Linked DNA regions of Mus musculus: all the other regions are linked to region 2. Evidence: chromatin loops called from intact Hi-C (ENCODE). Cell type or tissue: left cerebral cortex. All regions are shown on one strand. Each heading gives the region's core, and the rest is flanking DNA. Links, peaks and the distances in the headings are about the cores only.

Evidence for each region. Peaks named below come from ENCODE experiments on the same cell type or tissue, not always from the same donor. Only the 100,000 strongest peaks of a DNase experiment are listed, where the experiment ranks them.
Region 1: a loop joins it to region 2, with 5 times the contacts of the local background. A loop is called at or near these places in 4 of 42 quality-filtered maps.
Region 3: a loop joins it to region 2, with 2.0 times the contacts of the local background. A loop is called at or near these places in 16 of 42 quality-filtered maps.

What each region holds. Positions count from the first base shown.
Region 1 is chr3:88,682,454-88,692,891 of GRCm38, reverse strand. It overlaps Khdc4 (KH domain containing 4, pre-mRNA splicing factor), which reads right to left and starts at 7,105. Exons shown (of 14, transcript NM_028814.4): 1 at 7,005-7,105; 2 at 6,326-6,548; 3 at 3,589-3,717; 4 at 3,189-3,268. The coding sequence starts at 7,042. In left cerebral cortex, for the core only: CTCF peaks have their summits at 4,841 (motif pointing right), 6,537, 8,058, 8,257 and 1 weaker place; DNase peaks (open chromatin) are centred at 6,609 and 7,196; H3K4me3 peaks cover 2,731 bases; H3K27ac peaks cover 1,814 bases.
Region 2 is chr3:88,602,264-88,612,701 of GRCm38, reverse strand. Gm40090 (a long non-coding RNA gene) reads left to right here and starts at 5,305. Exons shown (of 3, transcript XR_003954655.1): 1 at 5,305-5,546; 2 at 6,556-6,694. It also overlaps a transcript of Arhgef2 not described here. In left cerebral cortex, for the core only: CTCF peaks have their summits at 5,106 (motif pointing left) and 8,906 (motif pointing right); DNase peaks (open chromatin) are centred at 4,688, 5,109, 5,703 and 8,904; H3K4me3 peaks cover 816 bases; H3K27ac peaks cover 668 bases.
Region 3 is chr3:88,732,870-88,743,307 of GRCm38, reverse strand. No RefSeq gene overlaps it. Among named protein-coding and RNA genes, the nearest start is that of Rit1, 21 kb to the right of the region's middle. In left cerebral cortex, for the core only: CTCF peaks have their summits at 2,954 (motif pointing right) and 4,458 (motif pointing right); a DNase peak (open chromatin) is centred at 4,474.

The sequences.
Region 1 (10,438 bases), core at 1,568-9,567, 80 kb before region 2:
AGGATCTCAACTTTGTGACCAACCTGGTCTACATACTATGTTCTAGGACAGCCCAAACTCAATTCCTAGCAGTCTTAGCAGACTGTTCAAAACTTCCTATGACTTTGGTTAAAGAGAAACGGTCCATCCTATTTGGTCACTATGGAGACTTACACACATGTGGACATCAGACACAGTGATACACAAAGACAAGCAAGTAGGTACATACATACATACAAAATACAAATTAAGAGCCAGGTCTGGTGGTTCAAAACTATAACCCTAGCCTGGCAGTGGTGGCACATGCCTTTAATCCCAGCACTTGGGAGGCAGAGGCAGGCGGATTTCTGAGTTTGAGGCCAGCCTGCTCTACAAAGTGAGTTCCAGAACAGCCAGAGCTACACAGAGAAACCCTGTCTCGATAAAACCCCAAAAAACAAACAAAACAAAAAACAAACACAAACAAACAAACAAACTATAACCCTAGCACTCGAAAGGCTGAGGTGAAAAGATCACCATCAGTTTGAGGCCAAAAGGGCAACAAAGTGAACTCTAGGGGGCTGGTGAGATGGCTCAGTGGGTAAGAGCACCCGACTGCTCTTCCGAAGGTCCGGACTTCAAATCCCAGCAACCACATGGTGGCTCACAACCATCTGTAATGAGATCTGACGCCCTCTTCTGGAGTATCTGAAGACAGCTACAGTGTACTTACATATAATAAATAAATAAATCTTTAAAAAAAAAACAAAAAAAAACAAAAAAAAAAAAACAAAGTGAACTCTATTTTAAAAAAATACTTAAGAAGCCTGGTAAAGGGGCTGGAGAGATGGCTCAGTGGTTAAGAGCTCTGACTGCTCTTCCAGAGGTCCTGAGTTCAAATCCCAGCAACCACATGGTGGCTCACAACCATCTGTAATTAAATCTGACCCCCTCTTCTGAAGACAGCTACAGTGTACTTACATATAATAAATAAATAAATAATTTTTTTAAAAAGAGCCTGGTAAAATGGTAAACATGGTAGGTAGAAGTGCTTGCTGTGAAAGCAAGTGAGCCTGAATTCAAATTCCCAGCACCCACAAAAAAAGCTGGGCAATGCCAGGCTTGGTGGCTCACGCCTTTAATCCCAGCATTTGGGAGGCAGAGGCAGGCGGATTTCTGAGTTCGAGGCCAGCCTCCGTCTACAAAAGTGAGTTCCAGGACAGCCAGGGCTACACAGAGAAAACCTGTCTCGAAAAACCAAAAAAACAAAAACAAAACAAAACAAAAACAAAAACAAAAACAAAAACAAAAATTGGGAATTGAGTACCTGTGCTATGATTCCAGGTTGGGAAATAGAGACAGGCAGAGAGAGATACTACCTAAAAATATAAGATAAAGAAAGATACTCTAGGGCTGGAGAGATGGCTCAGTGGTTAAGAACACTGACTGCTCTTCCAGAGATCCTGAGTTCAATTCCTAGCAACCACATGGTGGCTCACAACCATCTGTGATGGGATCCGATGCTGTCTTCTGGTATGTCTGAGACAGCGACGGTGTACTCATATAAACAAAATAAATAAATCTTTATAAAAAAAAAAAAGGCTTGTGCACATAAACACACCTACACACATTAAGGAAGAGAGTAGGGAGGTAGTGATATGTCAGAGCGACAAAAGCCTGTCACACAAACATGAGGAACTAAATGTAAACACCATGAAAGCTAAGCCCTGGAGGGGCGCCTGGTGTAGATTCTGGGGGCTCACAGGTCAGCCAGTCTAATCAGAATGGTGCCTTGGAGGTTCCATGAGAACATGTATCTCAAAAAGATAAGTAACAGAAAACACCCAATGTCAACTTGTGGCCTCCTTACATGTGAGAACTAACACACATACTCCTTCCCCTCTCCCTTTCTTTCCAGCACTTTTGAAATGGATCCTGAAAAGGAGTTCAAAGTCAGCTATGAACCAAGTTGGAGGACAGTCAGAGTTTCAAAGAGACCCTGTCTTAAAACTGACAGTATAAAGAGATCTTATATACTAATTAATAAAAGGGAAACTTAAAACTGAGATTAACTAGGTAACCATAGCCTATAACTGTAACAGAGCCAAGAAATAAATGTGAAAGGTCTGGGAATTTAGCTCAGTGGTTTGAGCCTATGGTTAGTATGTAGACCACTAGGTTCAGTTTCCAATGGGAGATGGGAGTAGGTCCCCCCAACCCCCACAGGGTTTCTCTGTATAGCCCTGGCTGTCCTAGAACTCACTTTGTAGACCAGGCTAGCCTTGAACTCAGAAATCCACCAGTCTCTGCCTACAGAGTGCTGGGATTAAAGGCGTGGGCCACCACGCCCGGCTGAGAGTAGGTCTTAAAACACAGTACAATCCTTTTGTGGGTCTCACTAGATAGCACTGACTGGCCTGGACCTCATTACACAGACAAGGCTTCATAGAGAAATTTACCTGCATCTGTCTCGCATGCATAAGGTGCTCACTACCATGACTAAGACTTAAAGACTATTTCTATAGTTAAGAGATAGGTATGTGTGGCTGTGTGTGTGATTCTGTTCCTGTGTACAAGATATAAAGAAAGCCAGTGGTTATGCCTCAAGTTTGTTTTAAAAAAGATGTGTGTATAATAAGCCTTTTCCATTCACATATGTCTGTAGGCCATATGCAAACTTGGGCCCATGAACACCTATACTGGAGTTACAGACAGTTATAAATCACAGTGTGGCACTAGGCATTAAAATCAGGTCATCTTCAAGAGCAGCAAGGACTCTTAACCACTGACCCATCTCTAGACTAGAATGACCACTCTTAGGTTTTATGTCTTGTTTTGTTTTGTTTTTTGAGGCAAAGTCTCTCAGTGAAACCTGAAGCTTAACAGTTCAGCTACTCCGCCGGGCGCGGTGGTGCACGCCTTTAATCCCGGCACTCGGGAGGCAGAGACAGGTGGATCTCTGAGTTCAAGGCCAGCATGGTCTACAGAGTGAGTTCCAGAACAGCCAGGGCTACACAGAGAAACCCTGTCTCGAAAGAGGGGGGAAAAATGTTTAAGTATTAACCATATTATAAACTTTCATAGTTTTTATCATTTAAAAAAAAAAAGTGAAATGAAATCTAACAGCATTCCTCTTCAAGCTACTAACCAAACACTCTTAGCACAGGTTACCTAAGAAAAGCAAACAAGACACGGGCATCCTGTCCGTCCCCAAACCACAGGATACACACCCAGGTCCCACTTTGGCCTTCTCCTCAGTCGTCATGAACCGTCCCCGAGTTGACACAGCAGCCCCACTAAGCCGACTGATCTAAAAGAAGACACAAAATTCTATTAAAAGGTAAACAAGACTAAGGCACAAGTACATTTAACTATGAAATTTTAAAATGTAAAATACAATGTGGTATAAGATATTTCAACAGAAGACTACTTCTCCCATTCATTTCACCAAGTATAAATTGACCTCTATCTGAAATTTTGATGGTATCAAACGCAGAGAGGGAAGTCCTCCACATCTGTTTCGTTACTGTCCTCTGCAGTTAAACCCAGCCCCAATCAGGAATCCTGTGTGCAGAAGCATCTTTCTTAACTGTCTTCCCACCCTCCCCAAAGTGCCCGATTCCCACACACCTCATCTTGTGTCTGTCCTCGTGTCAGCAGGTTTCTGCATGTCAGAGGCACGTCATTGATTTCTACTTCAGCCACCACCAGGTCATCTTTGCTTTTATTGCTAGTTAGGCTTTTGCCAGGGGCCTGAAGCTACAAAATAGACAAAACAATTTAAAAATCTTTATAATAATTTTAGTTGTCTGATTCACAGTTATCTCAAGTGCCACCTACCTTCCATTTTTTCTTTGCCTACCAACAAAATGTTTTTAGCTGGATTTTCTTCACAAATGATATAAAAAAAGGAATAAAACTTCACTTAAATGGCATCAGAGGACTGGCAAGTTCAGTCAGTAAAGGCACTTGCTATGCACAATCTATCAGCCAAAGTTCAGTCAAGAAACAAAAAACCCCAAATGACCAAAACCACATAAAGTAGAGAAGAGACTCCACAGAGTAGTCCTATGGCACCTGTGTACATACATACATACATGATATGCAGAGACATGCACACACTTTTAAAAAATATTTTTAAAAAATGTCAAGGAGTTGCTAGAGACAGTCAGCCAGGTATGGTGTTACACACCTTTAATCGAAGCACTTGGGAGATAAGAGGCAGGTGGATCTCTGAGGCCAGCCTGGTCTACAAATCGTTTATGAACAGCTATGGATATACAGAAAAAACAGGGATAGGGGAAACCCCTCACTGCTCTTCCAGAGGACATAGGTTTAGTTCCCCGTACCTACATGGTAGCTCACAATCATCTGTGACCTTCAGTTTCAGGGAATCAGACACTAGACAGATACATGGTGAACACATATACATGTAGGCAAAAGCCCACAGACATAGTAAAATTACCTGATAGAGACTTAAGTCTAAAAGTTCCCATTAGTTTTAATTATAGCACTGGGAGGCAGAAGCATAGGAGGCACACTGTGGGGTAAGTATGAGAGGCAGAGAAAAGAGGGTCTCTCTAAGTTCAAGGTCAGCCTGGTAGCCTTCCAGGACAGAGAGCACGTTCTGGATAGACTGCCTCAAAACAAAAACAAAAAAACAACAACAATCAGTATGCTTCAGCCACCTAATAAAATTTTATAGTATTATACAAACTACAGACAAGAAGATAAATTGACGGTCAGAGTTATGATGTTTCACAGATCACTTTGTTGACTACTTATGGAGTAAAATTGTAAAAAGAAGACAACAACCCATACACCTCATTCAAGCACTAGGAGGCTGTATTTATGCAACTTTTTCTTTTTTTAAAGGTTTATTTATTTTATGTGAATACACTGTACCTGTCTTCAGACACACCAGAAGAGGGTGTCAGATCTCATTACAGATGGCTGTGAGCCACCATGTGGTTGCTGGGATTTGAACTCAGGACCTCTGGAAGAGCAGTCAGAGCCATCTCTCTAGCACCTCAACTTTTTACAAACTTAACATTTTGTTACACTTTATGGCAAAGCAAAGCTTCAGTTTAAAGATTTAATTACACTGTAAATAGATGAAAATAACCAAATAATACTCTCAACTTGTCTGAGATCAAAACACAACTTATTTCTCCACTTTTAGCTCATATTTCATTGTGTTTAGTCATTAAAATATATATTTTAGATCTAATGAGAGATAACTTTTTTTGCTGCTTTTTTTTCATCTCCTTTTTGGAGACAGGGAGAAATTCACTTGCCTCTGCCTCCTGAACACTGGAATTAAAGGCATGTCCCACCACTGCCCAGCTACAAGACATATTTTTTTAAAAAATATTTTGGCTCTTGAGTGATCACCACACAAGCATGAGGATGTGAGTTTTAATTTCCAAAAAGCACGCATCAGGCATGTCATATCAATGCCCCAACAGCATGATGGAAGACAGTGATGAGGAATCCCTGGCCTAATATAAACACAGCGGCAAACAGAGACCCGGACTCGGGACTCAAACAAGGTGGAAGGTGAAGACTGATACCAAGGCTATCCTCCGACCTCCCACATTCACCACGGCTATGTCATTTCCTGATGACAAACACTGTGTGTGTCATACCAACACACTCACTGAGGGTCAACAAGATGCTCAGAGCATAAAGGTACTTACTGCCAAGCAAGATGACCTTAGTTCAATCCCTCACATTGCCAAGCCCCAAATCCTATGACACTTGAGAGACATACATACAAATGAGTATTTTTAAAACACTGACTTGATATACCAGAACTTCATGGATCAAAAACATATTGCCTCAAATATCCATAAAAAAAAACTGAGTTTAAGTTTCTAAGCACAAAAACTAGTCCATAAAAGTAACAAGACCAGCCAGGTGGTGGCTGCGCATGTCCTTATCCTACGTAGATGGCAGAGACGGATATCTCCCCATTAGTTCGAGGCTAAACCACGGTTCCAGGACAGCCAAGACTACGTGGACTTGTCTCGAAAAACAAAACAAGGGAACTACATCAATTAAAACTGCCTGACTTCAGGATGCAATGATGGGGCACAGCACTTGGGGGGTCAGAGGCAAGAGGCATCTCTGCAAGCAGGCCAGCCTGGTCTAAATATACAGAGTCTCTGCCTGAAACAAAAAAACCAAAGCCCATTCATTGCCTTGCAGGAACAATTTAACAAGGTATCATCTAAATACTCCCAAACGTGATCTTCACTCTAACCGGTTTCATCTTCATTAACCCCAATGACCAAGCAACTGAAAGGTGAAGAAAGGGGAGGAAAAAGAAAATCCCGAAGCGCAGAGCGTCTAGCGCTCGCAATACCTTCTCGGCCGCATTCTGAGATGGTTTCAGCTTCCCTTTGGCCATGAGCATAGCATTGATCTTGGCAGCCACGGCAGCGGCGGCATCCAAGGCTCCTGAAGGAGCGGCGGCGGTGGTGGCGCCCCCGGGGCTCGCCCCGCTGCCAGCGACTTCTCCACCTGGGGCCGTTGGCGGCAGGAAGAGAAGCGGAGCTGGCGCTGGCTGATCCCATTTGCTGCGGCGCCTACAGGTAGGAAAAGGGAAATCCTGAGGCCCACGGCCTTCCTTTGTGTAGTCTCCCCCTTCGTACACTCCATCCCGCGTCGCCTGCCATGGTCCCGAGACGTGCCCGAGATTCCTATCTAAAGCTCAGTCCCACTCCCCTTATTCCGATCCCCTTACGAAACATTTCCTTTCCAGTCACTTCCATCCGGAGACTCGGCTCGGCCGGGAACGCTCTGCGTTCGCCTTCTCCTTGGCTCGTCCTTCTAAAAGGCTCCGAGTTCCCTCCCTTCCCTCTCGCACCGCGGCCGGCCTCTTTCCGGGCGCCCGAGGCCAGCTCAACATTCTCTCCAGAACCCCGGCCTCGGCATCCGGACGCGTCCTACTAGACGGCCCGTCCGGCCCACACGCAGCCTCGCCGGTCTCCCTGCCCCGGGCCCGTGCTCGCTGCCCCCAGCCTGGCCCGCGAAGCCCTTACCCGCCAGCGGCAGGATGTGTCGCGCTCCCTGCGGACATGGCGGCCTGCTCCAGTCAACCACCCGCCAACTACCCACCACCGCCCTCCCGCCACTTCCGCCCAACGCGCTGACGCACGGCCTTTTCCGGCCGTGAGGTAAGGCGGGTCCGGTGAGGACTCTTGATTCCGATTGGACCCTCGGTGATTTAAAGCGTCTGGCGTCTCAGTGACAGGAGTGCCTGCCTGTCGACTCTCCGGCTTGCTCTCTTGCCCTTAATAAAAATGGTTGTTGGGCCTGGTTTAAAAGCGAGTTGCGGGCTAGGAGAATCCATTTTTATTGTGGGCAAGCGAGTTGCCTGGAAGACAAGTCAGAAAATGAAGCCGACTTTCTCCGCGTTCTCTTTGCTCACGTGGAGTCCCAGCCTGTAGCGGAGGAGAACCCTGCCGGCGACTTCAGCGCACTTCTCGATTCAGCTTATGAAAAAAGGAAATGATTCTTTCCAAAGTCATTTGCACAACTTCCTTTTCTTTCTTTCTCTTTTTGTTTTGTTTTGGGTCCCCCACCCACCCACCCTTAGGGATAGGAAGCTCCAGTCAGCCCGCTGCATGGGGGGGGGGGGGCTGTTCTGGTGGCCATGAGCAAAAACATTGGTTTTGGCAAACTCGTAAGCACTTGGACAACTTGTTATAAAACAAGTAAAGTTGGAGAAAAACTGCTCAGCGAGGTGGAGCTTTTAAAAAAAACGAAGCCAGGGACTGAGAGATAGCCCTGCAGACGAAGGTGCTAGTAGACAAACAACGATGTAAGTTAGATCCCTGGAGCACACAAGGAAAGTTGCTCTCTGATCTAAGAACTGTCATAATGGAGATTAAAAATCAAAAGTTATGAAATCCCCTTCTCTGAGGGCTGTGTGTTTACACTTGACTGCCTCTTCAATATACTGAAAAGCTTTGAATTCTAAGGAGTTTTGGGTGAATCTGAAAAACAGATCCTTAACGTTTATGCAAGTATTCTTCCAACAGAAAGCAAACAAACCCAGAATGCTAGCTTATAGAAATACTTACATTCCGACATAATTCATAGAATAAAATTCACTTGGGGCTGGTGAGATGGCTCAGTGGGTAAGAGCACCCGACTGCTCTTCCGAAGGTCCAGAGTTCAAATCCCAGCAACCACATGGTGGCTCATAACCATCCGTAACAAGATCTGGCGCCCTCTTCTGGAGTGTCTGAAGACAGCTACAGTGTACTTACATATAATAATAAATAAATCTTTAAAAAAAAAAAAATTCACTTAAAAGCTAAATAATAGAGAGTTTGGGCACATAATAAATAAATATACATTTGTGGTAGGGATGAAGACACTGCTCTGTGGTGTCAACCACACTAGTGTGAGAGGTGCTCCCTTGATCTTTTAGGGCTAGACTCCAAAGAGTCTTTGGCTTTTTTGACTTGGGAAAGAATTGCAGGACGAACCAGTGTGGAGCAGAGTTAAGTCCAAAGTTCAGTTGCCAACACCACACAAAGTAAATAAGTCTTGAGGAAACAGACTTGCCTGAAGAACACCAGGCTTGAATAGTTGAGTCATGTGCTCGACTAAAATCAGCATGGCAAAGCAACTTTGATTCTACATTCTTTCTTTCCTTCCTTTGCCTCTCTCTCTCCTCTCCTCCCCTCTTCCTCCTCCCCCTCCTCTTTTCTTCTCTCTCTCCTCCCCTCTTTCTCTTCCTCCTCCTCCTCCTCTTCTCCCTCTCTGTCTCTCTGTCTTTCTCTCTCTCTCTAAGAGGTCTTGCTGATACTATGTGAAAGGACGTGAACCTACAACCACCACTGTAAACCTAAGTATCTTTTATTCACCTGATATACTTGTCATCTCTGAGACATACTGCCTCGATCTGCTAACCTAGGCCTGGTCCTGAAAACTTTTAGCCTCTGTACAATCTTATCTAGGCCTAGCATGATTTCAGCCTCTGAGACTTACTGTTGAATAAGTGTTCCCTTTCTAGTTCTTTCTGAACTCTGGCTACCTGGTTCAACTTGGCTGGCTGGCTGGCTTAAAACTTCTCTCCTAGTTGACTGATTTCTTTCTACTTCTTTGTGAATTGCTCTGATAGGCTTTAAACTAACCCTGGCAATCTATTCTAATCTTCTGGCTTCTTCTCATTATCTATTTTGGTTGTCTTTACCAGGGTCTATCTTGTTCTCTCTTCAACCTGACTATGTAAAACTCTCCTGGTAAAACTGCCTCTGAATTCCATGAACTGATTGAATGGAACTGAACTAGAATTCTGAGATCAGAATGCTTCTGCCTCCTGAGTTCTGGGCTTAAAGCTTTTCCTTAATGGACCTAAGTTTTTCTTTACCTCAACTTGCTCTATATGTGGATGTCCTTGAACTCAGAGATCTGCTTGCGTCTGTCTCCTAGGATTAAAGGTGTGTCTGTATTACAGCTGGACCACACAGACCTAGAAGGTACTCTAGGCAATCTCTTGTCAGAGTAGCCATGTGCTGAATTAAAATTCCTCTACAGGCCACTTTACTAAACCAGTTTAGTTCCTAACACCAATAAAATACCTATCCTATCACCCAGAGTGTAGTCCTCACCCCAAATCAAGGAAACTCTTTTTTTTTTTTAAAGATTTATTTATTTATTATATGTAAGTACACTGTAGCTGTCTTCAGACACACCAGAAGAGGGAATCAGATCTTGTTACAGATGGTTGTGAGCCACCATGTGGTTGCTGGGATTTGAACTAAGGACCTTTGGAAGAGCAGTCGGGTGCTCTTACCTGCTGAGCCATCTCACCAGCCCCCAAGGAAACTCTTTTTAACTCTTCTTTTGTTGTTGTTGTTTTTGTTTTTGTTTTTGTTTTTTCGAGACAGGGTTTCTCTGTGTAGTCCTGGCTGCCTGGAACTCGCTCTGTAGACCAGGCTGGCCTCGAACTCAGAAATCCACCCGCCTCTGCCTCCCGAGTGTTGGGATTAAAGGCATGCGCCACCATACCCGGCAAGGAAACTCTTTGAAATAGAGATGATAACAGAACACCACAATCAATCAAAATTAAGAGTTAGGAAGCTGGGCTGGTGAGATGGCTCAGTGGGTAAGAGCACCCGGCTGCTCTTCCAAAGGTCCCGAGTTCAAATCCCAGCAACCACATGGTGGCTCACAACCATCCGTAATGAGATCTGACTCCCTCTTCTGGAGTGTCTGAAGACAGACAGCTACAGTGTACTAACATATAACCAATAAATCTTTAAAAAAAAAAAAAAAAAAAAGAGTTAAGAAGCCCAGACTGGATATATCTACAAGATAGATAGATATTCACATCGGGCCTGGTGAGATGGCTCAGTGGGTAAGAGCACCCGACTGCTCTTCCGAAGGTCCAGAGTTCAAATCCCAGCAACCACATGGTGGTTCACAACCATCTGTAACAAGATCAGCCACTCCCTCTTCT
Region 2 (10,438 bases), core at 1,422-9,421:
GAAAAAAAGGAAGGAAGGAAGAATGAGAAAAGAAAGAAAAAAAGAAAGGAAGAAAGAAAAAGAAAGAAAGAGAGAGAGAGAGAGAGAGAGAGAGAGAGAGACAGCCAGAACCAAGGAGCTGGAAAGAAACTCAGTGTTAAGAGCACAGGCTGCTCCTTGAGGACCCAGGTTTGAGTTCCAGCACCAACAGGATGTCTCACAACTATAATTCCAGTCCCAGGTGATCCAATACCCTCTTCTGACTCCACAGGCACCAGACACACATGTGGGACACAGACATACATGCAGGCACACACATAAATAAGTTGAAAATGCTTTTAAAAGAAAACATTTATATACCCATACAATGTGTCAGTTGCTACTGAGAATTTTAGCTGGGGTGAGCTAAAAATTGTGCTGATTATCTTATCAGTTCTGTGTCCAAGCAGACACTTCACCAGTAGGTAACCCATCTGCCCAGACATTATTATCACTGTTCATCTATGGACTGGAGATATTTAGGAGAGAGAGAGAGAGAGAGAGAGAGAGAGAAAACAACAAAGGTTAGGGCTGGAAAGAGATGGCTTTGCCTTTCTGAGTGATCACTGCTCTTGCAGGGGACTGGAGTTCTATTCCTAGAACCCATGTTGGCAGACAGCTCACAATCACCTGTAACTCCAGGTCCAGGAATCCAAGCCCCTCCTCTGCCCTTCTCAAACATGGTACTTAGTTGCATATACCCACAACATATGTATACCATTAAAAAAAAAAAAAAAAAAAAAAAAAAAAAAGACCAGGTACACTGGGTCGTGGCAGTGCACGCCTTCAGTCCCAGCACTCAGGAGGCAGATGCAGTCAAATCTCCAAGTTCAAGACTAGCCTAGTTCATAAAAAATATCCCAGGACTGCCAAGGCTACACAGAGAAACCCTGTCTCAAAGGCAACAAAATTGAGCCGAGTGTGGCAGTGAATGCTTCTGATCCCAGCACTCAGAGGCTGAGACAAGCAGATCTCTGTGAATTTGAGGCCAACCTGGTCTAACATAAGGAGTTCCAAGCCAGCCAGAGATACATAATATAGAGAATCTGTCTCAAAAAAAAAAAAAAAGAATATGAAAGATTAAAATAAGCCAGGCAGTGGTGACACATGCCTTTATTCCCAGTACTTGGGAGGCAGAGGCAGGTGGATTTCTGAGTTTGAGGCCAGCCTGGTCTACAAAGTGAGTTCTAGGACAGCCAGAGCTACACAGAGAAACCCTGTCTCGGAAAACCAAAAAAAAAAAAATTAAAAAAATAAAAAGAAGGAAAAAAAAGAAAAAGAAAAGATTAAAATAAAATAAACAATTAAAAAACAAAGTGGCCAGGCAGCAGTGGTACACACCTTTATTTCCAGCACTTGGGAGGTAGAGGCAGGTGAATCTCTGTGAATCTGAGGCCAGCCTGGTCTACAGAGTGAGTTCCAGAACAGTGAGGGCTGCAGGGGAAAAAAATACTCTAGAAAAACAAAAAATAACCAACACAGCAAGGGCTGGTGCAGGTGATGTGTCGTGTGTCAAGATTGCACCTGGGTCTCATCCCTGTAACCCATGGGATGGTGGAGGGAAAGGAAGCTCACAAAGTTATGCTCTGTCCTCCATGAGTGAGCCTTGGTATGCTGCCCATAATAATAAACTTACAGGGGAAAAGTATAGGGTTAAAGATGTAGGGATGTAGTTGAGTCAGTAGAGTGCCTGCTCGGCATCACCAAAGCCCTGGCTTCCATCCCTAGGACCACAGGGAACCAGCAAGGTGCTGTATGCCTATAATTTCAGCACTTAAGAGATAGAGACTGGGAGATCAGGAGTTCAGGGTCATCGTCCACCACATAGAGACTTCCACTCTAGCCTGGGCTACATAAGACTCTTGTCTCAAAAAGGAAGTATAAATAAAATATGAATGAATGGCTGTAACAATTTGCAACAACACAGAGATTAAATAAGAGTTGCTTGTAAGCTATGTTGTTGGGGTGAGGATACACCCATGTAACTTTAGTACAGAGGAAGTTTAGGCAGGAAGATCACAAGCTTGAAGTCAGCCTAGACTCTGTCTCAAACAGAACAAAGAAAAAGAAGAATCTAAAACATTTTATAAAATATCATCATTGCTTTAAAATTCAGCCATAAGCCGGGCAGTGGTGGCACACGCCTTTAATCCCAGCACTTGGGAGGCAGAGGCAGGTGGATTTCTAAGTTTGAGGCCAGCCTGGTCTACATAGCCAGTTCCAGGACAGCCAGGGTAACACACAGAAACCCTGTCTCGAAAAACCAAAATAAATAAATAAATAAATAAATAAATAAAATTCAGCCATTAAAAACATATTATGTTGTCAGTAAAATATACATTTCTGTTTAAAAAAACAAATTTTATAAAGGGGAATGATAAAATTCATCATGATGTTACCTATAGCAGGAAGGAAATGAAGAAAAGGGGAGCCCCAAAGAGACATCCGTGAATAAAGCCTGCGCTGACCAAAGCCTGTATAATGGATGGAGAAAGCCAACACCTGAAAGCTATCCTCCCACTTCCACAGAGACACAGTGGCACATGTGCGTATGTGCAGGCACATAATTAGATGGATATTAAAAACGAAAAAGAAAAAAAGGAGAAAAAAAGGAAAAAGAAAAAAGTTAGTCTGAGGTTGGTGGCACACCTTAATCCCAGCACTGGGAAGCAAAGGCAGTCTGGAAATCCTTTATAGACCAACCTGTTCTATAAGAAGTTCCAGGCCAGTCTGTGCCATCCGGTCTCAATAGACACATTTTTAAAAAGGAAAGAGGGGGAGAGAGAGAGAGAGAGAGAGAAGAAAAGGAGGAAGGAAGGAGAGGAAGAACATGTCAGCCAGTCAGCAGGGATGAAGATATTGATGATGTTGTAAGTCTTGGGAAGTATTTTTGTTTGTTTTGGTTTTGGTTTTGTTACTTATAAATCTCATATTAAAAAAAAAAAAGCCAGAGTTAGAGGTGGTTGTTCATGCATATGATCTCTATACTTAAGAATCAGGACAAGCAGCACAAATTGGAGGTAAGCCTGGTCCACACTTCAAGTTTCAGACCAGCTAAGGCTACACAGTCTTTATAAACAAAAGCAAAGCAGAAAAAGTACAGTGTGTGCCTGCAATCCCAGAGCTAAAGAGGCAAAGGCAGGAGGAATGAAGGGGGTCAGCCTGGGCTACATAAGTAGACCTATCTGGGATAAAATAAAATAAACTCAAAAGCAAAGGGAAAATAGAAGAGTATTCGTAGCTGCCGTGAGCTGGAGAGCAAAGGGCAAGTTGTAGTTTAGGAGGTCAGAGCTGCAGAGGTGGCTGGGTGGTCACGAAAGTGCTTGCTTTGCAAGTGAGAGGGCCAGAAATTCAGATGCCAGCAACCAGCCAGGAGTTGGCTGCATGCACCTGTGTATGAACGCATGCATGCATGGACACACACACACACACACACACACACACACTGTAAATTCCTTTACAGTGTGAAAAGGTCAATTGTGGAAAGAGATTGTGCTTATAAATATCTGTCTGCCTGTCTGCAGCCCCTGCCTAGCCCTAGTGAGTCAGACTTTTGGTCTGCAGGCTCTGGAGGAGTACCACAAAAAGGAAAAACAAGAACCCCAAACACTAAGGCCCAGAGACTATTAAGGAAAGGTCTTATAGATCAGATGAATGGGAGAAAGGACACAATAAACAGGGGAGCCTCAGGGGAACGAGAGACGAAATCACAATACTAAAACGGGCTAAGTCATATGAGGGGAAAGGGGGTCTGGGCAAAAGAGGAAGAGAATCAGAAGAGAAAAACTATTAGCCGGGTGTGGTGGCGCACGCCTTTGATCCCAGCACTTGGGAGGCAGAGGCAGGTGGATTTCTGAGTTCGAGGCCAGCCTGGTCTACAGAGTGAGTTCCAGGACAGCCAGGGCTATACAGAGAAACCCTGACTTGAAAAACCAAAAAAAATAAAAAAGAAAAGAAAAGCTATTTTCCAAAGTCACGTTACATGCCTGGCATGTTATCTGCCAGCTGCAGGGGCGTTTGGGGGGGGGGGGGAATCTTCATCCGTGAGGCTTGGGGCTGAGAGCATGAAGGACACTAGCTTACAAAGCCAGGGGGTTCTCTCAAGCCTGTGTGTCTTAGGTGGTCCTTAGATCCTGGGACAGCTCTCCCCAGTTATATTCCTCATCCAGAAAGCTGAGCAATGGCTGGGTCCTCTCTACCTCCCTCTTCCCAGGGCCCTCCTTTATTGCTGGGGATTAAGCACAGGGCTTCACCCTTGATATACAGTGACCACAGCAATCACCTACACTCTAGGCTCTGTATTCTTTCTCAATTGCTATTCCTATTAAACTCTGGTTAGAGAGTTACTGAGTCTTTCAGGGTACCAGATGCCTAGTTTATTCCCACAGATAAGTCCAGTTCTAACTCTGGGAACTGTAGGGCCCACAGAAAGAAGTGGTCATAGCCTCCAGAGAGATAGAGGACTTTAAAGAGGGAGGGGACAGAGATACCCGCATCAATACAGAGAGACAGACATAGAAATGAAGAAACAGTGTTACAGAAAGAGACAGAGGCAGGCTTCCAAGCGACCGGGACAGCGCATATAGACAGGGAAGCAGACAGAGGGCCACAGAAGATAGATTCAGATGGGCGCAGATGGAGCCCGAGCTAGGTCCGGGCACAGAGAGCTGATGGAACAGAAGAGTACAGAGTGGTTGCTGGCAGGGAAGGATCAGGAGGGGGAGCTGGGGTCTATCTGTCATACCCGGTGAAAGGGTTGGCCACGCTGCTGCTCCTGCCCCTGCTGCTGCTCCTGCTGCTGAGCTCCCAGAGGGGTGCCCAATTCCTCGAGGCTCTGTAGAAAGGGGGCTTCCTGGGAGCCTGGGCATTCCGATGACTGCAGTCTCCTCCTGAAACATACATTGCCACCACAACCCTTATAGCCAGTAGTCAGTGATGGGCACCAGGAACGAACAGTTCCTCAGCCCAGCCCTGTTGTTTGCCCCCCAGCCCAGCCCTTCCTGTTAGCCTAGGCTCACACAACTCAGACCCAAACTATGGCTCGGTCTCAGCACAGTTGACTTCGGACAAGAGCGGCCCCTGCTGGTACAAAGGCGGTACTACCCTCCAGAAAGGACGGAGGGGCAGGGCAAGCTGAAGTCTCCTGGTTTGGTGTCAGGTGACAACATCTTTATCTCAGCGACGGGAAAGCCAGCGCTCCATCCCTCTGCACCCGAGGCACAGAATTAATGTGGTGACAATGAGACACCCAGAGAATCTAGGCAGGCGTCACAAAAGACACTCAAACTGTAGGCAGACGTCACAAAAGACACTCAAGCTAGCCTTGTGGGAAGATATTGCTGTTCACCCAGTTCCCACAAAACCATCGTTGGGACAAAGTCCCAGGACCACCCCCACCCCCACTCCCCGCCGCCGCTGCCCTGCTCCGTCCATGCTCATGCCCAACAGCTGAAGAATGCTGAACCACTCACCAGAGATAAGGGCATGTCTAAGAAGACCGTGCCCTGGTCAAGAGACTACCCTTGCTGGTAGGATGGGGGGGGGGGGGGGGAGGGAGGGCTGGACTCACTTCGGACTCATGTGAACAATCCCCTCCCCCGACCTTCTCTTTTTAACTTCCTCTATTTGGGGGAAGTGGTCAGGGATTTTCCAGGAGATAGGGAAGACGTGGGTCCTTCTCCCCAAACCTGCTAAGAATATGCAGACCTCTGAGGGAGGGCAGCTGTCCCCAGCCAAGCAGGGTGGCCTATCTCTATCATCTCAGTACGTGAGAGAGACTAGCCTGGGCTACCTGAAGCTCTGTCTCAAAAAACAAAAACCAACTGACAAACTAGTAAACATAAACCCCTGCTGTTTCTGGCTGCAGCTTTGTCCAAGAGACAGGTCCGCCTCAGTCTGAAGCCAGCAGCGTGGCAGACACCTGGGGAACAGTACCCACTTACATTAAGAAGCCTCTTAAACGTTCTCTGGACCTATTTTCTGGCTGTAGAATGAAGAGGCTAGATTATATGATCTCCAAGTTGTCGTCGTCGTCGTTTTTGCTCCGTTGTGTGGGGCTATGGAACTCAGATGGTGCCCACCCAGTTCTCCTCCCGAGCCCACCTGCTGGTGGTGCCATCCGTGGGAATGAGTGCCACTGTGGAGACCCCTGTTTTAGAAGCTCCATATTTCCCAAGCTTGTTCACAGGCTGGGCTGTGATTCTCCAGGAGAGCTTTCCACTCCGTTCATTCCTCAGAGATCCGAGTCTCTCCAGAGAGATTGGTGGCAGGGTGGGGGTGGGGCAATGACACCAGGATGTGCCTTTCTGAACACTCTTCCCAAGGTCTACAGATGAGCAAGGGAGGGTCAGAAGGTGCCCTGGGGACTCACCTGCTTATTGGATCCTGGAACTCCTTGCCAGGCCCCCAACTGTGTCTTTTGAAGGAGTCAGTAGTGTAACTGCGGGCACGGAAAGCCCCGGACCTTCTAAGGAGTGATGTGTGGAAGCCATCCTTGTTGTCTTCCTGGTTTTCCTCCCTCCCCTCCACTTCCTCCAGCTGTTCTCTGGATTCCACAGCAGCTGGGCAGCACTGAGGGAGACCATGAGGCACTGGGTCTTCACCTATGAAGGGCTCCCCTGGGACCGATCTGTTCATGGAAGGTACTCGGAGACAGCCCTGAATCAAGAAGAAAGAGGTGAGGGCTGGTGAGATGGCTTGGTGGGTAAGAACACTGACTGCTCTTCCAGAGGACCTGAGTTCAAATCCCAGCAACCACATGGTGGCTCACAACCACCCATAATAAGATCTGATGCCCTCTTCTGGAGTGTCTGAAGACAGCTACAGTGTACTTATGTATAATAATAAATAAATCTTAGAAAGAAAGAAAGAAAGAAAGAAAGAAAGAAAGAAAGAAAGAAAGAAAGAAAGAAAGAGGTGAGCAAAATTCTAGAACCCTGGAGGCCATGGTGCTACAGGCCTGTAATTCTCATCCTTCAAGAGGTTCATGGGGATGGCCCTGAGTGGGGTCAGGCTAGGCTGGCTTGGATGTTGAATTTCATATTAGCTTGTATTAAGAAAGAGGCTGTGTCTTTTACTTCCTTTTTTTAGTTTTATTTATTTATTTTATGTATATTAATATTGTTTTCTTTTTTTCTTTTCTTTGTTTGTTTCTCTGCCTTCCAAGTGCTGGGATTAAAGGCGTGCGCCACCACTGCCAGCCAAGTGTTCTGTTTTCATGCTTGCTAGAAGAGGGAATCAGATTCCATTCCAAATGGCTGTGAACCATCATGTGGTTGCTGGGAATTGAACTCACGACCTCTAGGAGAGCTGCCAGTGCTCTTAACCGATGAACCATCTCTCCAGCCTGAGGCCCCTGTCTTTTAAAGAAATAAAGAAGCTGGGTGTGGGTGGCACACACTTTTAATCCCAGCACTCTAAAAACAGGCAGTCTGATCTTCGTGAGTTTGAGACTAGCCTGGTCTACGTAGCAAGTTCCGGGCTAGCCAGAACTACAGAAAGAAAGAAAAGATCCTGGAGTGGGGACATCTCCACAGCCAGGCTGCTAAGCATCTCCTACCCCTCCCTTTGCTGAGACAGAGGCAGAGGCAAAGAATGCCTGCCTCAGGATCATGAGGTCCGCTGCATGCAAGGTCAAGTCTAGAACTTGGCTTTTCTAGCTCTTAATACACTGTTCTTTCCAGTGAAGAGAGCCTGGCTGGCAGAGGCGGCACATGTCTGCAGTCTCAGCACTTAGGAGGCAGACGGGAAAATCCAGAGTTCAAGGCCACTGTGCGCACTAAAGCAAGTTGAAAGCTAAAGGACACAGTGAAACCTTGTTTCAGAATGAAAACTATAAAGAGAAGTTCTTGTTTGCTCATTAATATCCCTCATGGAGCATCTATATTGAAAACAGCCATGCTAAGAAAAGCAGATACTGCAGATACTGAGTCTGTCCTTATAGTTGTGTGTGTGTGTGTGTGTGTGCGCGCATGCACACATAACTGTCAAATGCTGCAAGAGAAATTTTATCAAATCTTTGGCCAGGAAGAGTAAGGCAGTGCACAAGTTTAGATCCAGCCCTCAGGAGGCAGAGGCAAACCTCTGGGCCTTCAAGAAGAGCCTGATCTACATAGTAAGTTCCAGGACAGACAACAAACAAACAAAAAAACAGACCCAAAACCAACAACACAGCAAAAATAAAAACAAAGACAAAAACAAAAAAAACTTTTGTCTACCAGTGGGCCAGCACACATTACTAACTGGGAGTCTCCAGAAAGCAAAACAGGAGATGCAGGCTGACTTTGAGTGGGGCTAGAGTCAGGCCAAGAGAAGAGAAAAGCTACTAGGTTGGTAATGTAATGGGAAAAGGTCCTTATGTGGGCCTGGTGAAGTGGCTTGGTGGGTAAAGGCACTTGTCTGCAAGCCTGACTCCCTGAGTTCAATGCCTGGATCCTACAGTGGACGCAGGGAACAGACTCCCGAATGTCCTCTGACCTCCACGCATGTGCTGTGGAACGGTGCTCAAACAAGTGGCTCCTTTATTATTATTTATGCATGTGTGGCTCAGCGTACTTAAGGAGGTCAGAGGACACCTTCCAGGAGTTGGCTCTCTCTTTGTTCTCTCCATTGCTCCCTCCCACCTTCCCCAGACCGCTTTCCTCAGGAAATGGCTGAAGAAACAAGGAAGTAGACAATGAGGTCACATCTCTGTTTCCGGTGACACACATAGGAGATTCTAAAACAGGCGCTTGAAATGAAGTAACAGGGCAGGAAAAAACACTAAGCTGTCCCTTGATTTATCTTCCTGACCCCTTACTGCCCTGGACTGTCTCCACCTCTCTGGTGACTTCATTGACTAAGCTGCTGACCAATGACTAACAACTAGGGGGAGAACTTTAAATGTATGCAGCAGGGGGCGCTGTCGCTCAAAGCCAACCCCATGCTTCTTTCAGGTGTAACTGTGGTTTAATTGGGTTTACAAGTACAACCTTCCTAAGCAGGAATGGTCTTGGGCTTCTGTTACTGCCTCCTCCTCCTCTTTCTCTTCTCACTTTTGTCTTAGAAAATACAAGAATGGCATTCCTCACTGTGGTGGTTTCAATGAAAAGAGCCTCTATAGACTCTCATATTTTGAGTGTTTGGTCCCCAGTTTGGGAAAGAATAATGGGTGGGGTCTTGTTGGAGAGGTGTGTCACTGGGCGTAGGTTTAAGGTTTCCAAAACCTTCACCAGCTCCAGTGTCTCCCCACCTCCTCTCTCGGTCTCCTGCCTGTGAATCAAACATAAACTCTCAGCTACTGCTCCCGCACCCCGTTTATGCCTTCTTTTATAAGTTGCCTCAATCATGCTGTCTCTTCACAGAAATAGAATCATGATTAAGACACTTGGGGGGGGGGGCTGGAATAATGGCTCAGCGGGTAAGAGCACTGAATGCTTTTCTGAAGGTCCTGAGTTCAAGTCCCAGCAACCACATGATGGCTCACAATCAACTGTAATGAGATCTGATGCCCTCTTCTGGAGTGTCAGAAGATGGCTATAGTGTACTTACATATAATAAATAAATCTTTTTAAAAAGACAAAAACAAAAACAAACCAACAAAAAAAAAAGACACTTAGGGTTTAACGGGGGGTGGGGGTGGGGGGAGAGGGGACACATGCCTTTAATCCCAGCACTAGGCCATCTGAGAGATCTCTGTGAATTTGAGGCCAGCCTGGTCTATAGAACAAGTTCCAAGACAGCCGGAACTACACAGCCTGTCTTGAACCACCCCCACCTCCCAAAAAAAGACACCTATCTACTTATCCTACGAGAATATCAAGGATGCTAAGATACTGACGATAGCTGGGCACAGAGGTGCTCACCTCTCCCCCCCACACACACACACACACACTCGAGGCAGAGGCCATCTTGGTCTGTGTAGAGAGTTACCGGGAAGCCAGGGCTACATAGAGAGACCCGTTCTCAGAGAGAGAGAATGAATGAGAGCAACATGCATCAAGCAATTAACATAACTCCCATGCTAGGAACACATTCTATTGTTGCCACTGTTATGTTATTTAGGGCTTCCTGGAGTGAAGACCTAGAAAGACAGAAGCAGAAATAGGCATTGTGTAAGGTGACCTGCAGTTTTATCTTGAGACAAAAAGAGAAAATAAAAAGTCACAGTCAGACACTAACACCGCTGTGTGCAAAGTTATCAGGAAGAAGAGAAAAGAACAGCCTGTCTAATGCTCAGAGCCCTGGAAGGGAGGAGGCGGGAGGGGTCCTTTAGGATAGATCACGGCAAACCTTAGGTGTCAAGGCCATATCTGCCTTGTTAACATCTACAGTGCTGGATGTCAAACCCAGGGGCTCACACATGCCAGGAAAATGTTGGACCATTCAGCTACAATCCTAGATTTTGGGTTTTGAGACAGGACCTCGCTATGTAACCCAAGTA
Region 3 (10,438 bases), core at 754-8,753, 130 kb before region 2:
GTTTGGTTTTTGGTTTTTGGAGACAGGGTTTCTCTGTGTAGCCCTGGCTATCCGGGAACTCACTCTGTAGACCAGGCTGGCCTCAAACTCAGAAATCCGCTTGCCTCTACCTCACAAGTGCTGGAATCAAAGGTGTGTGCCACCACTGCCTGGCTTCTCTTACACTCTTAATAAAATTGTCCCAGGTCTCAAACAATACAAACGAAGAAAAGAATTTTTTTTTTTTGGCAGTGCTCCCTCTGCGTTCTTACTTCAGCCCCAAAAAGGTAACCCACAGCTGGGTGTGATGGCACATGCCTTTAATCCCAGCACTCGGGAGGCAGAGGCAGGCAGATTCTGAGTTTGAGGCCAGCCTATTCTACAAAGTGAGTTCCAGGACAGCTAGGATTATACAGAGAAACCCTGTCTCGAAAACAAAACAAAACACAAACAAACAAAAAAGCCAACACAGGTAATTCACTAAATGCGAGTCTTAGGGGATATGAGCCATTGCTAAGCAAGAGTCCTGTTAGAGATGGTTAACAGGAGACAGGCATTAACCAAACATCACTGTGATAAATGTACACTTAGAACTCTGAGGTGCTCTGCAGAAACAGGAAACAGGACTGGGCAGTACTCCAGGGAGGAGATGCTGAGAAGGTGGCTGTGGCCTCTCTGCCTCCAGAGGATGGAGGCTGGAGTGCCTCACTCTTTTTCTTGGTTTGTTTGATTTTTAGACTATGCTGATTTCAAGCTCACTGTCCCCTCCCTCCACTTCCTGACTGCTGGGTTTTCATCAGAACTCATTTTCCTAATGTGCTGGGTGAACAGTGTCCCCATAAGGGACAGAGAAAACCAGCAGCAGAAGCTCTGTTCTTTCAGAGTCATTCACATCAGTTTTTCTTTCTTTCTTTTTCTTTTTTTTTTTAGTTTTAAGACAGTGAATTGGAAACAAGGGTTCTTTGGAAAGTCGGTTGGATGGTGTTTTGCTGGGGCAAACGTGAAGGAACTTTTAGCTAAAGTGGACACAAGGGAGAGGCTAAGGCAGACTCATGAAGGAACATTTCACTGAAGCAGACACAGTAGAGAGGGCATTCTGCTAAAGCAAGCACGTGAAAGGACACGCGATGAAGGATTCTTTGCTAACGACACACAATTGGTCCGCCTTACATCTTGAAGTTAAGCTCCATATGTCGGGACTCCATAGAGAGAAACTCACCAAAAAACTTCTGGTGGTACGACACAGCGTATTTGGTGCTTTCCTGGACTTGGGCTGATTGACAGACTGACTGAGACAAACTCACACACTGTGACAAGATCCATGGAAGACACATGATGTTTGGAGGGTACAAATAGAACTCACCGGCTATCGTCGGAGGCTGAGCTTGGCTTGCGTGTAGAGCTAACTGGGCAATGCTTGTTGGCCCTGGCCCCTCCTGCTGACTTGTGTGAAGGCTGAGGCCTGGCTGTCTCTGCTAGTTGGTACCACCACTGCTGATTCGTGTTTACTATCCTGACTCTACCCAACAGGACTGCTGGTGTATCCATGAAGTGTTTGCGAGTGGATTGAGCTGCTGCTGCTGCTAACATTGGCCACTTCAGGAAAACACTCTTTCACATGTTTGCCCCAGCAAAACACCATCTAAAACTGCCGCAGACCCTCTGGGCCCCTTGTCTTCGTGGAACGGGATCTCTTAAGCAGATGGGCAAAGAGTCGGATGGGGTGACAGACAGACACACACACAAGAAAGGTGTTGGATCTGAATGTAATGTTCCAGTCAAGCCTCAGACTTTTTATAATACAGAGTAAATTGCAAATCATAACAGAATAAGGCACATTGAATTTTTCCAGGTGCAAAAGGAGTGACTTCAAAAGGAACCAGATGAATGTTTAACACTAGAGATTAGCACAGATGCAAGGGGAGTGATGTCAAAGGGAATTTGTAGGGACCAGATAAATGTTTACACTAGAGATTAGCACCTTCTGCCAGGCAAGAGTTTTACACTTAGTGTTAATAGCACCAGGGTTGTTAACTCTTGACACGCCTCAAGAATAATGTAGTGTCACTGACCCCGAAATTCTCTAGGCCTTGTTTAATTATCTTGTCTGAAGGATCCTCATTACTAGGATAGTGTATTAACTTACTCTTGGTATGGAATGTAGTTTGTAATGAAATTTTTATCTTAGTGAGAATTTTAGTCTCTTACTATAGACAACTGAGTTAATGGCTATGATTTTATTGTAGTGCTTAATTAGTTACTGAATAGGTTAAACTCCTTGCTGCTAACTGGAATTTTGGAACACTGGGAAAGGCTTTAGCTAATTCAGGATACAATCTTAAAAGGCATTTACAATAAGGTAATACTAAATAAAGAGCACGTGGATCCATACACTAGACTAATGCGGGAATGGAAAAATTAATTTTATGGTTTATATAGATTAGGGAGAAAATGCCAGACCCCGGGAAGGGGGTTTCCTTGAAACTCTTTGCTTCATGAACCAGCTTCCCAGCTTTCGCTTTGTCAAGCTGACTCCACCAGAGTGCCGTGACACAAAACAACTGACTTTCCAAAGAACCCTTAAGTTTCCACTTCAGCAGTCTTGCTCTATATTCTATATTCCAGGCTGGTCTGTAACTCACAGTGATCCTCTCACCTTGGCTTTCTGAATCCTGAGGTTACAGCTGGGGAAAATCCCACCTCCTTTTGTTCTTATTTTATTTTCTATTAATTAATTAATTTATAGATTATGTTCTCATTATATAGCCCTGGCTGTCCTGGGACTCTCTATGCAGAATAGGCTGACCTCCAACTCATAGAAATCCTCCTGCTTCTGCTTCTGCCTCCTGAGTACTGGAATTAAAGGTGTGTGTCACCATGCTAATTTTTTTCTAAATATTAATTTTTAAAAAAAGATTTTATTACCTATTATCTATACAGTGTTCTGCCTGTGTGTAGGCCTGCAGGCCAGAAGAGGGCACCAGATCTCATTATAGTTACAAGCCACCACATGGTTGCTGAGACTTGAACTCGGTACCTCTGAAAGGACAGCCAGTGCTCTTAGGCTCTGCGCCATCTCTCCAACCCACCAACTATTTTTTTTTTTAAGGACTGGGTGTTGGCGCTAGAGAGATGGCTCAGCAGTTAAGATCAGTTGTTGCTCTTGCAGAGGATCTGGGTTCAACCACCCATATCCCAGTTTCAGAAGATCCAACATCCTCTTTTGACCTTTGTGGGCACCAGGCACTCTCATGATACAGTCATACACTTGGGAGAAATAGGCAAGGGGATGCTATGAGCTGTCCTCGGCTAGCCTGAGATACAGAATGAGAAGTGAGACTCATCTCTCACAAACATGGCATCCAATTACATAAAGAGGACTGGGTATAGTGTGACAGACTTTTCCTGGGAGATACACAACATACTCACCCAAATAAGGAGCCTACTATACCACTACCAAAGTCCAGGTTGGTGAATCAAAGAATTTTATTCTGGGATTACCTAAGGAGATATGGGTAAGGGATAACTTAACAAGAGCAGAAATGACTGAAAGACAGCTGCATCATCAAAGTCCACCCCAACATGAGAGACAGCTCATGGGTGAAAGCTGGGGACCTGGAGCACAGTGCAGGTGAGCTCTCAGCTAGCCTGAGCTACAGAACAAGAAATAAGACCCATCTCACAAAACCAACAACTAACTCCCAGAGTGATTTCTCCTCTCCTCAAACAAGGTGACATCCCCTAAGTAATTTCTTCAAGGTTAATATCAATTTTCCTTATAGTCCTGGGCTGGACCAATCTCTGTCATAGGGATTTCTGAATCAATTTTGAAAGAGAGGAGGGGTCATTGTGGCTGAAGGACTGCCCTGAGGAGATGTCGAGTCCTTGGGGAAGTAAGCACTGGTGCTGGAGAGGAACAGTGTGTCCCCGGGGTGGGCATGCATGATTGCGGGACACAACCTTGTTTCTTCCTGGACCTCCTGCCTCCCCCCTCGGGATACTTTTCTTGCCCATTCCTTGCCAAAGCCTTCCTAGGAAAGCCCCGACCTGGTCTCAGTGGCGTGCTGACGCTTGTGACTGACAGAGGCAAGCAGCTACTGCGTCAGTCAAAGCCTCAAGAACAGTGGCTTCTGACATGCAAACAGCTCTTCCCCTACTCCACTCTCCTGTTTTGGAGATGGGAGTCTCATTGCAGCAAAGCCAGCCTCTGCTTTGAACCCCTGTCCTTCCTGAGTGCCGGGGCTGCTGGCTTCTTCTGTCCCATGGCCTGGCAGCTATTTTTCTAAAAACAATTTTGAGCACAAAGACTTATAAAATTGATTGCCTCTGTATTTGCAGTCCCAGCACAGGTAAAGTGCTGTCATCTGTGTGCCAACATACACATGGGGAGATTCATGGACAACTTTTGGAAGTTGGTTCTTCTATGTATTTTGTCTGCATCTGTGCACTGTGTATGTGCAGTGCCCGAGGAAGCCAGAAGAGGGCACTGGACCCCTGGAATTGGAGTTCAGAGGGTGGTGAACAGCAATGTGCGGAAAGGATACTGAATTTGGTTCCTCTGAAAGAGTAGCCTCCTAACCTCTGACGCATCTCTCCAGCTCCAGGGAGCTGGTTGTCCCTACCACATAGCAGAAACCTAACTCAAGTTGTCAGGCTTGGCAGGAAGTGCCTTTATCACCAAGCTGGCCTTGTATTTTTCAACCATTTTAATGGTGGAGATTTAAGATACAAACAAACCCTAATGGTGAGATGTGGGAAGCCGTTGCAGAGTGGCAGTTACAGAGTGGCAGTTACAGAGTGGCAGTTGCAGAGTGGCAGTTGGCTACTGCTGGCCACCACGCATAAGTTTGGACAAACAACCAATGTGTACATATGCAGTAAAGTTTTTTGCAAAGACACTGCCTGGCCCGGGCATGATAATGAGGCTTTGAGAGTATAACCAATCAGATGTGAGACATGCAAATGAGGTATGATAATGAGGCTCTGTGAGGTACAGAGAGAGAGAGTAGCCAATCAGATGAGGAACATGCAAATGAGGCATAGTGCATAACCAATCCGGGTGTGAGACACGCCTCTCCTAGGCCTATAAAAGCAGCACCAGTTCTGGGCTCGGGGTCTCTTCGCCTCTGCAATCAAGCTCTCCCAATAAACGTGTGCAGAAGGATCCTGTTGCAGCTGGTCAAGTCCAGCGCGCGCAAGAGTGAGATGACTTTGTATAGCTGCTTGCTGCCAAGGCTGAAGAGTGACCAAATCCCTGGAACCTCATGGTGGAAGCAGACAACTGACTCCCACATGTTGACTCCTGACTTCTATATGCCATGCCAGTCCCACACCTGAAATGATGGATAAGTAAGTGTAATTCAAAAATTAAAAAGGTGAAGGTTGGGGGGGGCATGGAGAGATGGCTCAGAGGTTAAGAGCACTGACCACTTGCTCTCCAAGAGGTTCTGAGTTCAATTCCCAACAACCACATGGTGGCTCACAACCATCTGTAATGGGATCTGATGCCCTCTTCTGGTGTGTCTGAAGACCGCTACAGTATACTCATATAAATAAAAATAAATCTTTTTTTTTAAGTGAATGGGAATTAATGAAAGTGAGATTGTACTCAGACTCTCCACGCCAGTGTCCTCAAGAACATCCCAGGTGACTGCCGTTGTGTAGACGCACTTCCGTCAAGTGTCCTCTCAGACATTTCCAGCCTAGCACTTAGTGACCAATTACTGAGTGGCTGACAGTCGGCTCTCTCCCCATGCCCCTACTCCCAGGGTGGATCCGAATCTCTCATCACATTTATCTGAATCTCTCATCACATTTTGCGTTTCAGAATCAGAATTTTTCACTCCACAGCACAGAAGCAAAGCTTCGAGAATGGTGTGTTGTTGTTGTTGTTGTTGTTGTTCTTCTTCTTCTTCTTCTTCTTCTTGTTCTTCTTCTTCTTCTTCTTCTTCTTCTTCTTCTCTTCTTCTTCTTCTTCTTCTTCTTCTTCTTCTTCTTTTTTTTCTTCAAGACAGGGTTTCTCTGTGTAGCCCTGGCAGTCCTGGAACTCACTCTGTAGACCAGGCTGGCCTCGAACTCAGAGATCTGCCTGCCTCTGCCTCCCAGGTGCTGGGATTAAAGGCGTGCACCACCATGCCCAGCTTGGTGTGTTCCCTTCTAATCCCCGCTGTCAATACTTGCATGCAGCAGGGGCTCAATAACGGCACAAAGGCAATGGACACAGTATCCTCCCAGAAGCTGGTTCAGAGCAAACATAAAAAGCTTCATATTTCCTTTCTTATTCTAAGTCCACGTCTCAAAAGAAGTTTGGCCGAGGGCCAGGCACAGAACTCCCTGGTATAGCACATGCCTAGCATTTGTGAAGCCCTGGGTTTGATCCCTGACACTGATGCAACAAAATGGAGTGGACATTGTGAGGTAGGGGTGTGACTCAGTGGTAGAGAATTTGTGTGAAGTATTTGGGTCCAACTCAAAACTGGGAGTTGTTTAGGGTCATGTGGTAATGGTAATGGGCAGTGCCCCACAAATTTTCTAGAAAAGTGAAAGTGGGTGTGGTCAGGGAGTCTAGGTGAGGCTCTCCAAGTGCTTCTCTGTGTGTACACATTTATTTGTGCAAGGAGTCCGGAGGTCAGCTTTGAGTACCATCCAACCGTGTGTTTTCACACAGGGTCTCTTACTGGCCTACAGCTCTACAAGATGGCTAGGTTAATTGTCCAGCAAGCCCTTAGAACCTGCCTGTTTCTGTCTCATCAGTACCAGCATCAAGTAAGAGTCACCACATACAGATTTTTGTAAATGTGGGTTTTAGAAACCAGGCCCTTGTGGTCAGACCAACTGAGCCATATTCCCAGTCTCTTGGCATCCTTCAGGGCAGGTGCGTGAGAAGCCTTCCAGCCAGCACAGATGCAGCTAAGGGGCTGAGAGCAGTTTTTATGCTGCCCCTGTCCGTGGCACTGATCTTGTCCTTCACCTCCACAAACCTCTGAGGGCAGGTGTCCAGTGGGAGGTGTTAGGGCTAATTAAATGTGTTCTGGCTCAGAACACATTGCACTAAATCTCCAGCCAGGGCAGGAAGTGGAGTGTCCCCATCCCAGCAGCTTTTGTTCAGAAAACTGGGTGACTTCATGATGCCATCACATGCGCTGAGGATCACACACACACTTTTAAAAAGTGATTCCGAGACAAAACTAAAATTTCAGTAACTTTGTCTCAACGCAACTTTATTTTAAAATTTGGTCAGCTGAAAAAAAAAAAAAAAGGAAGGGGGATGATAATAATACCTGCAATAGATTTATGTTTAAAACTTTTTTTAAAGAAAAAAAAACGTATTAGGAATTTCAGAACATCCCAAGAAGTAAGCCCTTTCTGTCTCGTCTGTCTGGTGATTTTCTTTATATTGGTTCCCCCGCCCCCCAGTGGTGGTGGGTCTTAGGAGGCAAGGCAGATGGATCTCTGTGAGTTCAAGGCCAGCCTGGTCTACAAAGTGAGTTCCAGGACAGCCAGGGCTATACAGAGAAAAACCCTGTCTCGAAAAACCAAAAAAAAAAAAAAAAAAAAAAAAACCAAACCAAACCAAAATTTAGACTGATCTCACTAAGTTGTCCAGGCTGACCTTGAACTCCTGATTCCAAGTGTTCAGATTACAGGTGTGTATTGCCATGCCCATATTTGTTTGTTTAGTCAGTCTCATATTGCTTAGGCTAGCCTTAAATCCATTATACAGCTGGGGATGATTTTGAACTTCTGATCCTCCTGCCTCTACCACCTACTCAGGAAACTCGGGCACCCACACTGTGCCTGGCTGTACGGAATTCAGAGCCTCCTGCACAGAAGGCAGCTGCTCTGTCAACGAGGCTGCCACCCCAGCACCCCAGTTCTCCTTTCTGACTGGAACTCATGTTGCCTACAACGGTCTTGAACTCCTGGCTCATGCAGTGCCTTCTCATAAAAGAGTCTATGTTTTCTGCCTGCCCAACTCAGCAGCAGCCTTCAGTTAAGAAGCAATTAAGGACTACAGGACTATGAAGCTGGTTTTAGTCACGTACAGTTTGACTGTATTTTGCTAAGAGCTAAAGGCTGTGTTAATTCCTCCAGGCTTGATTTGATCCCAAACTCTTACTGAACACGAAGCAAGTCAATTCAAGTCACCTGTCCCAAGGGGACATGGTAGAGACAGTTCACCAAGACGCACAGGCATCATTCACACTCCACCAGAGAAATGTTCTCTGAAGGACTGAGTCCTACAGGCTTGCTAATGTTGGGTCCTAATTCAAATGACACCTACTTCATAATTACTAGGAAGAAAATAAAATTAGTTTGTACAGTGAGATCTGGAGGGCACACTGAAGAATCCTTAATCAAAGAGCAAACATTTTGTGCGACCTCCTTTACGGCCACACCACCTACGTTTCAGCACCAGTTAAGCTGATGAAACTCAGGGAACAATTTTAAATCTTCAAGTTGAGCATATCTAACAGTAGTACAATCCAACATTTCCAATCTTGAATCATCTTTTAAAGTGATTGTCAGAGTTAACTCCTGAAAGTTAAAAAGCAAAAAGATGTTCACTGGGAGTGGTGGTGCCCGCCTCCTGAAGCCAGGTAAAGCCCACTGAGTCAGAAGCTAACCTGGGCTACCAACAAGCATCAGCCTTGCCAAGGCTACATATCAAGAGCCTGTTCCAGGAAACAAAAAATAAGTAAAATTCCTATTTTATTATTTTTTAATTGCACATGTGTGTGTGTGTGTATGTGTGTGTGTGTGTGTGCATGCATGTGTGCACATGGAATGATCGTGGAGTGCAGGTGCCCATGGTGGCTAGAGGCATTGCTGGAGCTGGTGTGACAGGCAGCCGTGGGTGTCCTCTGGAAGAGCAGAATGTACCCTAACCACTGAGCCATCTCTCTAGCACATGTGTCCTTCTTTCTAACCTGAGACTGGAGGCACTAGAGAGATAGCTAAGTAGTTAAAAGTGTAACTGCTCTGCGCTTGCAGGGGACCCAGGTTCATGTTGGGAGCCGCGCCCACATTCGCCGTTACAAGATGGCGCTGACAGCTGTGTTCTAAGTGGTAAACAAATAATCTGCGCATGTGCCGAGGGTGGTTCTCCACTCCATGTGCTCTGCCTTCCCCGTGACGTCAACTCGGCCGATGGGCTGCAGCCAATCAGGGAGTGACACGTCCTAGGCGAAGGATAATTCTCCTTAATAGGGACGGGGTTTCGTTCTCTCGCTCTCTTGCTTCTTACACTCTTGCTCCTGAAGATGTAAGCAATAAAGTTTTGCCGCAGAAGATTCTGGTTTGCTGTGTTCTTCCTGGCCGGGCGTGAGAACGCTAATAACAGGTTCAGTTCCTGACATTCACATCAGGGGAACTCATAATTGTGACTCACCTGTAATCCCAGTTCCAGGGAGGCTAATGCTCTTAGCCACCAGGCAAAAGTGTGGGGCATGCAAATTAACAGGCACACAAATATACACAATTATTTATTTTATGTATATGTTTACACTGTAGCTGTCTTCAGACACCCCAGAAGAGGGCATCAGATCCCATTACAGATGGTTGTGAGACATCATGTGCGTGCTGGGAATTGAACTCAGGACCTTAGGAAGAGCAGTCAGTGCTCTTAACCGCTGAGCCATCTTTCCAGCCCATAAATCTTTTTTTTTTAATAAATCTTTTTTAAAAATTGAAATTGTCAAAGTTCTAACACTACAAATTGTGTATTGCGTATTTACATGCAAACTTGGGTTCGATGTCATCTCTCTTCAATTTGCTTCTTCCGTTACCTCTATTTTTGTACTTTCAGTTTGTCTTGAATTCATTACAGAGAGGCTGACTTTTATCTTCTTGTCTCTATTGTCTCTACCCTCCAATGGCTAGAATGATATTTGTGCATCATTACATCTGGCTCTTTCTCTTTAAAATTAAAAACAAACTTTTTGTTTTATGTGATCTTGGCTGGCTTCGAGCTTACTATTGTGGATCAGGCTGGCCTCAAACTCACACAGATCTGCTTTCCTCTGCCTTCAGGATGCTAGAATTAAAGGTGTGTTCTACCATATCTGCTTGGGGGAATGCAACTTTAATTTTTTTCAAATCCTTTTTTGTTGTTGTTGGGTTTTTTGTTTTCGTTTTTGTAGACAGGGTTTCTCTGTATAGCCCTGGCTGTCCTGGAACTCACTTTGTAGACCAGGCTGGACTTGAACTCAGAGATCTGCCTGCCTCTGCCTCCCAAGTGCTGGGATTAAAGGTGTGTGCCACCACGCCCAGCACTCAAATCCTATTTTTAATGGTGGTTCTTAAATGCTTTAACCTTCCTTCTAACACTATCCACCAGAGGTAGTGGAAAAGAAAGAATACATGGGAAATGGACCTGTTTAGGAAGGTTCATTGGAGCAACCCCCATCTGTGTTGTCTGGAAATCAGCAGTTCAGTTCACAGGTCAGCAGGCAGCGGC